Linked DNA regions of Homo sapiens: region 2 is linked to region 1. Evidence: chromatin contacts called from ENCODE Hi-C or POLR2A ChIA-PET data. All regions are on one chromosome and are shown on one strand. The core of a region is the stretch at or near the end of the contact, and the rest is flanking DNA. Distances in the headings are between cores, read along the strand shown.

Region 1 (3,984 bases), core at 722-3,221:
TACAAAAATTAGCCAGGTGTGGTGGCAGGTGCCTGTAATCCCAGCTACTCGGGAGGCTGAGGCAAGAAAATTGCTTGAACCCAGGAGGCAGATGTTGCAATGAGCCAAGACTGTGCCACTGCACTCCAGCCTGGGTGAGAGACAGATACTCCGTTTCAAAAAAAAAAAAAAAAAAAAAAAAAAAGCAGTGTGGACCATGGGCCCTTCCTAATCTGGCCCCTTCAAGCGTCTTCTGCATATAATGATCATGCAGTCACTATAAAAAAGCAAACAAATAAAAATGAAACGTCACATGTACCTTCTGAGACACACCTTGCAGTTATAGCCTATGTGTTTCTAAAGTCCTGTGCCTTCAGCTTACTATATCCTTCCTTAAGCCCTGTCTTTTCACAAACTCTTACCCAGCTCTCAAAACTTAGTTCAAATACCACCTTTACGGACCTTCTGATCTGTATCAAATGCCTGTTTACTGTGTTCTCAGAGCACACGCTGCTGTGGTGTACCCCAATACTCTTCATACCACATCCAGACATTCATTATGTTACTGGAGGAGGGCGTCCAGGTTCTTGGCGTTTTGAATAAAGAATTGGACAAAACGCATAAACAAAGCAAGGAAAGAATGAAACAACAAAAGTAGAGATTTACTGAAAAGGAAAGTACACTCCAAACGGTGGGAGCAGCCCAAGCATAGAGGCTCAAGAGCCTGGTTAAAGAATTTTCTGGGGTTTAAATACCCTATAGAGGTCTCCCATTGGCCACTTGGTGTACACCTCATGGAAATGAAGTAATGGCCCACAATCAGTCAGATTGGTTGTGGAAAGAAGTTACACTCCTATGCAAATGTCTGATAGGTTGTGAAAAGCAACCAATCAGAGGGTGAAGCGAAGTTACAAAGTTACAGCTCCTATGCAAACGGCTGAATGGTCGTGGAAAGCAACCAATCAGGGGTACTTTCAATTTTCCATCTGCAACTCAGAAAAGTGGGGAGGGGTTGCAGAGGGAGTAGCCTCTGGTCCTTTTATAACTTAGTTGTGGAAAGTTGGTGTTTTCCTTTTGATTTAATTATACAAAGTCAACGTGAATCAGCCTTAGATTCCCTGCCTCCAGATCCTGTTCTCCTGCCTCACTTACTTTTCTAATTTCTTCTCTAAATGATGCTTCTTGAGGGTAGACACCGAATCCTCATCATCTCAGGACACAGTACAAAATACAGCATGAAGCAGATCCCTGGGAAGATTCTGTTTGAGAATCAATGAGTTAAGAAACAAATGACAGCAAACACAGTCTTCTTTCTAGATTGGCAAATGAGGGAATACTGGTCTCTGAGGGATACACAGGGCCAATCTCCTCACTGTCACCTTGCACTCAGAGAGATAAGATGGCTTTTGCTCTCCAGTGCAGAAAGAGTGGCCTCCTCTGCCAGCATGAACCTTGCCTGGGAACTGATATCAATAACGGCTGCAGCACACAGAGAAAGACACTCAAGTGTCTCCTCCAAGGAGAGAGACGGATGTTTCCTTCGGGGGCTGATCGGGTTCACTTCCTGTTCATGAGCACGGCAGACACCTAACCTCCCGGCTGCAGTAAGGGTTGGGACTGTATGTGGGGAGTTGGGGTACTGTGCTTGGGAGACATTAACGAGGCCCCTCTTACTCTTCCACAAGCCAGGGCCTTCTCCTTCCTCTTTTTGGGAGGCCCAGGAAGTGGCCCTTTCCTTGACCAGACCCTACACTGGGAAGCCCCCGGCTCTGACCATGAGACTCGCAATGGCTGTTCACTGGACAATTTCAAGTGAATTCCCGCAAAGTTTCCCAAGAACATCAGATACAAAAGAGTTGATGGATGGAAACTCACACGATAAACCAAAGTGAAAACAAAACTGTGTCGCCCAACCCCATGTGAACTGAAACCGCAGGGCAGAACGCTCTGACTCCGCAGACATAAACAGTTTTAGCCCCGAGTGAGTCACCAGCGCAGCCAGGGCAAAGCTGGAGAGAGATTTCTCGTGATGCGCTGGGGATCGCTGTGCGTTCCTTTCCCTAGAAACTGATTTGTCATTTGAGTCAGAGGAAAGAACATTTCTAGGGCACCTAGTACATACCAGAGGCTCTGGTCCACGCTGTAGATAAATACTTCCAACCTGTTTTCACAGTAACCTGCATAGGTGCTGACTATTATCTCCATTTGCACATGAAGACACAGAAGCCAGGGCGCTGAAACACTTAACCTGAGCCAGAGCTAGAAGTGGGGCTCTGTCCTGCTGCTGCCCTTCACCAGAGGACACCCTGAAGCCCTGATGGGTCACATGAGTCTGCGTTTTCCCTGTCCTGAGTGGTCTCCAAACTGCCTTGATCATGGACTATTATCAGTAAAAATAAGTTTTGAGCACACTCACCCCTAGTATTTGTACACTGATTTATCGACAAACGATGTACAATCTACATGTAATATTACAAAACATTGCAAGGAAAAGACATTTAAATGGGTTGAGATAAAAGATAAAGGTAAATAGGGGCTACTATGTTTTCTATCCATATCCTAGTGCTGAGGTCACAGGGTTGCCAGGTTGAAACTATACATAGACATCGTAGGGGGTGGGAAGAGAGGATAGGAGGCAGGTAAGGAGGGAGAGAGACAGAGATAATGTCCAGTTAAATGTGGAACATCCTTTTGCTAAAAAATTATCCATTGTTTATCTAAAATTAAAATTTACTTTAACATCTTACTTTATGTTGTATGTATGTATTTATTTGAGACAGCGTCTCACTCTGCCGCCCAGGCTGGAGTGTAGTGGCACAGTCTCAACTCACTGCAACCTCCGTCTCCTGGATTCAAGCAATTCTCCTGCCTCAGCCTCCTGAGTAGCTGAGACTACAGAGCACCCGCCCCATGCCCCACTGATTTCTGTATTTTTAGTATAGACAGGGTTTTGCCATGTTGGCCAGCCTGGTCTTGAACTCCTGACCTCAAGTGATCCACCCACCTCAGCCTCCCAAAGTGCTGGGATTACAGGCATGAGCCACTGTGCCCAGCCAGATATTTTGTTTTTGAGACACAGTCTCACTCTGTCGCCCAGGCTGGGGTGCAGTGGTGATCTTGGGTCACTTCAACCTCTGCCTCCCAGGTTCAAGTGATTCTCCTGCCTCAGCCTCCCGAGTAACTGTAATTACAGACATGCGCCACCACGCCAGCTATTTTTTGTATTATTAGTAGAGATGGGATCTCACCAGGTTGGCCCGGCTGATCTCGATCTCCTGACCTCAAGTAATCTGCCCACCTTGGCCTCCCAAAATGCTGGGATTACAGGCGTGAGCCACCGCGCCTGACCAGCATCCTGCAATTTTATTTGCTAAACATGGCAATGCTAAGGAGTCAGTAAATGCTTTCTGTTACAGGATTATAATAAAGATTCTAGGCTTTGTGGGATAAATGGTCTCTGTCACAACTACTCACTCTCCTACTGCAGTGTGAAGTGGCGCTAGGCAGTTCCTAACCTAACAGGCATGACTGTGTTTCAGTAAAAATTTATTGATAAAAACGAGTGGCTGGCTGGACAGGGACTTTGCTGGCCACTGCCCCAGTGGATCATCGTGGTGTATCCCACTTAGGAGACCCATGGCCTGTAAGAGAAGGGCTTGTATTTGCACAGTTCTCCAACAATGTGACATAGTGAAAAAATAAACTCTTATTTTTTCTGTGAGGGTTTCTGGTGGGGGCTGGTGAGTAGACAAAGGATGATAATGGCAACTCTTTTTATCATAGGAGTTATAAGAGGAGCAAAAGCATCTCTAAGACACGCTCATGCACACACGTACACACACAGAGTGCTGCAACCAAGATATCCACCAGGGTGGACCTGCATTTGGTGTGTCAAATTGAATGCTTCCCTTGCCCCAATTACTAGCGCTTCAATCGGCCAACTGGCAGCCATAACAACACATTAACCTTTTTGCCAAATCAATTTCACCAAGTCCCCTTCCAGCA
Region 2 (3,984 bases), core at 390-2,889, 540 kb before region 1:
CTACTAAAAATAGAAAAATTAGCTGGGCATGGTGGTGCGTGCCTGTGATCCCAGCTACTCAGGAGGCTGAGGCAGGAGAATTGCTTGAACCTGGGAGGAGGAGGTTGCAGTGAGCTGAGATGGCACCACTATACTCCAGCCTGGGTGACACAGCGAGACCCTATCTCAAAAAACAAACAAACAACACACTGCTTATTCTCTTCCACCTGGAATGTCCTTCCTTTCCTCATGTTTACCTAATTCACTCACCTGTAAGATTCCACTACTCAGTCAATAAGCTTATTATCTATTTCTATATAACAACACCTTCCCAAAACTTAATGGTTTAAAATAATTGATTATTACTGTATCTCAAAATTTCACGTGTCAGGAATTCACACAGGGCTCAGCAGAGGTGACTTTGCTTTGTTCAGTGATGTATGGAGCTAAACTGTGATGACTCCCAAGGGCTGGGGGCTGAATAGGCAGCTCACTCTCTGTCCACATGGCCTCCCCACGTAGCAGCTTGGACCTCCTCACAGCATGGCAGCCTCGGGATTCTTATGTAACCGGCTTAGGATGTAGCAACTCAGATCTCCAAGAGAAAGGAAATAGAAACTGCCTTGAAATATCAGAAATGGCGATGGTGTGACTTTCACTGTACACTATTAGTCAAAGCAGGTCAGCCCAGGCTCAAGGGGAGGAGATACACACCCCACCTCTTGATGGCAGAAGCATCAAAGAACTTGTGAGCATCATTAATCCATCACTGTCATCATCTCCTTGAAGAAGCCTGGAGTCCACTCCTCCCCTGCTTCCCCTTCACCCTCCCTCTGCCCTCCCTCCAATGCCTTCCTCTCTGTTTTCTGATAAAAACAGAGTAATTACAAGCAGTGAAAAATATCCCCAAGGAACTGGGAGTAGTTTTGTTAAATAAAGGGTGCTGGAGCTCACTGGTATGGCACATGTTGTTTGGCACATAATGGGTTCTCAATAAATCGGAGCTACGATGAGGAGGGTTAGCTAGCTTTATTAAAATTAAAATGTGCCTTGTCTGTTTGGTGACTGCCTAACACAGAGAAGCTAACCCATAGGAGGTTCTCCCAAGGTGATGAATAAATGAATGAGTGAGTGAATGAAAGAATGAGTGAGTGAATGAATGGGTGAATAAATGAATGAGTGAATGAAAGAATGAGTGAATGAATGAATGAGTGAATAAATGAATGAGTGAATGAAAGAATGAGTGGATGAATGAATGAGCAAATAAATGGCTCAACAAACAAGTGGATGTTTCTGCATGCAGTCTGATTCCTGACGCTAAGGGATCCAGGCAAACCAAAAAATAACATCTGATTTCCGGCCTGCGTAGACACTCCAGCTTTAATTACACGTGGGTCATGGCAGGACTCAGGGTTTGGGGGTTTGGGGGAAAACACTTGGCCTCCTGCCACAACCCTCACAATGGACTAAGGTCTTTACCGCCAGCTGCTGGTCCTCAAGCTTCCAGTGTGGACTCACATCAGCTGTGCCTCCCCCGCCAGCCCCCGCCTCACCGGGAAGGGGCTGGTTTGCAGAATGAGACCCTCTCAAGGCCGAGGGCCCGGGAGTGCTTCCTCTCTGCCCCTAGCTGAACAGCAGCTGGGCTGGGAGCGTGGCAGGTGTCTAACAGCCTGCCGCAATCCTGCATAACAGGAAGTGAAAGAGAACACCATATCCAATTGAAACTGCAGTGGAATATGGGCTGCAATGCTTAATTAACCACCCTCAGTCATTTCACAGATTTCTGTTGTTGCTGAAGGAAAAAAAAAAAAAAAAAAGGAAGGCAGAGTACGTGGAGGACAACAAAGCTGATTCTGGAATGTTCGTTTGTGTTCATGCTCCCTGCTCCCACAGTCAGCAGCCTGCTGACATAACGCGAAGGGGACGCTCACTTCTGGCTTCGGTTTTTAATGGGTTTCCAAAGGGTTTTTTTGTCTGTTTGTTTTTTGGTTTTTTGCCAGAGAGTCAGGTCTGTGCCATACTCCAAGAACTCGTCGATACGTTTGTGTGGGAGGAGGCGGGGAAGAGGCATGTTGAGTGCATTTGTGCAGTTGTGTCTCTACGAGGGTGTTTGTGCAGAGGCACACAAAGCTGTGTCCTGGGTTGTGTGGGAGCCTGTGGATACGGCCATGTGAGAACGGGTGGACGTGTGGGCATTTGCCTCTGTCTGGGTTGTTTCACCTGTTAAAGATGCGTGGGAATGTCTGTGGGTAGCTCTGAGCAAGTTCTGTATCTATGTGAGGCACCAGTATGTATGCCTGGATAGATATTTCAATAGATGTGTCTTTGCCTATGCTGAAAAAAGTGAGTGAAAGAAGTATTATTGTTCAAGTGTGCATGCACATATACACGTGTGCATGCAAGGATAATGGTGTGGCAAATAAATGTGTGAGTGAAGATGAGAAACAGCATACTGCCAAATGTATCAAGAACCCACTAAGTAGTTGGCAGTGAATTTATGCTATGAAACTATCTGCTACTTGATGGTGGGGCCAACTTTTCAATATCAGGTGACCTCAGCTTCCTTCTCTAGCAGAGGATAGTACAGAGGACTTTTCTAAGAAGGTTCCATAGTTTCTGTAGGCTTCACTTTGCATCATCACCTCATTTTCCAAACCAAACTTGCCTGTTCACCTAGATAGACTTTCTGGGGAGAGTCTTTGGAATGCTGTAAATTCTAAACGGTTTTTAAACAAAAAAGTATTTAAAAAGTATTTTAAAAGTATTTTAAAAGAAAAACCAGCTAGCTACTGCTTATTAAGGGCTGACTAGTTGGCCCATATCACCCAGATGCCTATCAATATTGATCTTATTTGATCTCTCAATAAACTTATTAGGTAGGAACTGTTATCATTTCCTCTGTAAACTGAAGTAGCCAGTGGGAGGTAGGGCCAGGGTTTAAACACACACTGTCGTGCTGTAGAACCCAAACTGTACTGAGTCATCGTCCCTAAATATGGGGGCAGAGATGGTGCCCCTTTGGCTCAGCCAGTTGTGCAGTGGGAATAATTTGCCACACTGCCCTTAGGAACAGTGGTCCCTTCTGTGAGCACCAGAATTGCTCCTGGAAAGAATGGCAGTGCAGACCTCAGTGTGCGCTGGTCACGTTGGGGAAGTCACCTCCCGCCTTCCTGCAGGACGTCAGTGCCCTCATTTGGTGGTGAGTCCTGCGGTGCCCTCTGGCCTTGCGGAATCCAGCTCCTGAGCAGCACACTTTCAGGATTTCAGGGTGGTTTCTGAGTAATGGATTCCCCACCCCTGGAGGCCACCAGAATCACCATGGTAAACTTCCTATAAAAGCAACATCCAGAGTCCCACTCCCAGAAATTCAGAGTCAGCGGTTCTAGAGAGGAGTCAGGAGCTTGCGTTTTGCACAAGCCTTCCCTGCTCCCCACACCTAGGGGACTCTGATGTAGGTGTCCAGGGACCAAATTTTCGGAAAAACTGCTGTCCCTATTTTCCAGCTGTACAGCTTAGGCATTCTCGTCCCTAATCCTAAAGGAGCTATCAAGAAGGAAGCCCTAATTCTAGGTCCAAGGCCACTCGTGGCTAAACAGTGCCCAGAATGGACCTAAGGAAAGCGGGGCCGTATATATTATGGCTTAAAGACCTAACGAAAGGGGGGCCGTATATATTAAAAATATTTTTTTAATAGATATTTTTTCCAAAGTCCAGTCTGCACTGACAGGCAATATTTCTTTAAAAGCTGCTGGGGAGAGCAGCAGACAAATGCCTATGAAGCCAGGCATCCCTCAAGGAATTTAAATGGGTCAGGAACTCTTAAAGAATTTAAATGAGCATGAAATAGGTATGGAAGGTTTTCTGGGCCAATATGCAAGCCAAATAGTAAATAACTATTTTCAGCACTGAGTTTGGTTGGCAAATTTGCATATACATGTGATGCCGTACGTTTCTATTTTTACCATGTAAATCTGCAATCTGTAAAGAGAGCCGCGTGCCTTCGTG

What was found. A loop is a pair of places that touch in the nucleus more often than their neighbours do. ChIA-PET counts read pairs that join two places held with the same protein, here RNA polymerase II (POLR2A). Pooled maps may share reads with other maps.
Region 2: a loop to region 1 is called in a map with no recorded cell type, with 8 times the contacts of the local background. The contact joins two enhancer-like sites. A Hi-C loop is called at or near these places in 1 of 168 maps with a recorded cell type or tissue (CD4-positive, alpha-beta memory T cell), 2 of 37 single-sample maps with no recorded cell type and 6 of 50 pooled maps. POLR2A ChIA-PET finds 5 or more read pairs at or near these places in 1 of 52 experiments (OCI-LY7).

The regions. Positions count from the first base shown.
Region 1 is chr16:78,740,623-78,744,606 of GRCh38, reverse strand. The region is part of intron 8 of WWOX (WW domain containing oxidoreductase); the gene reads right to left. Among named protein-coding and RNA genes, the nearest start is that of WWOX-AS2, 240 kb to the right of the region's middle. RefSeq lists an enhancer at 1,582-1,841. Within about 2 kb of position 1,971, at least 12 of the 41 ENCODE cell types and tissues checked have a DNase peak (open chromatin) inside an H3K27ac peak, as active enhancers do.
Region 2 is chr16:79,284,931-79,288,914 of GRCh38, reverse strand. It overlaps a transcript of MAF not described here. Among named protein-coding and RNA genes, the nearest start is that of MAF, 310 kb to the left of the region's middle. RefSeq lists an enhancer at 1,027-1,527. Within about 2 kb of position 1,639, at least 12 of the 41 ENCODE cell types and tissues checked have a DNase peak (open chromatin) inside an H3K27ac peak, as active enhancers do.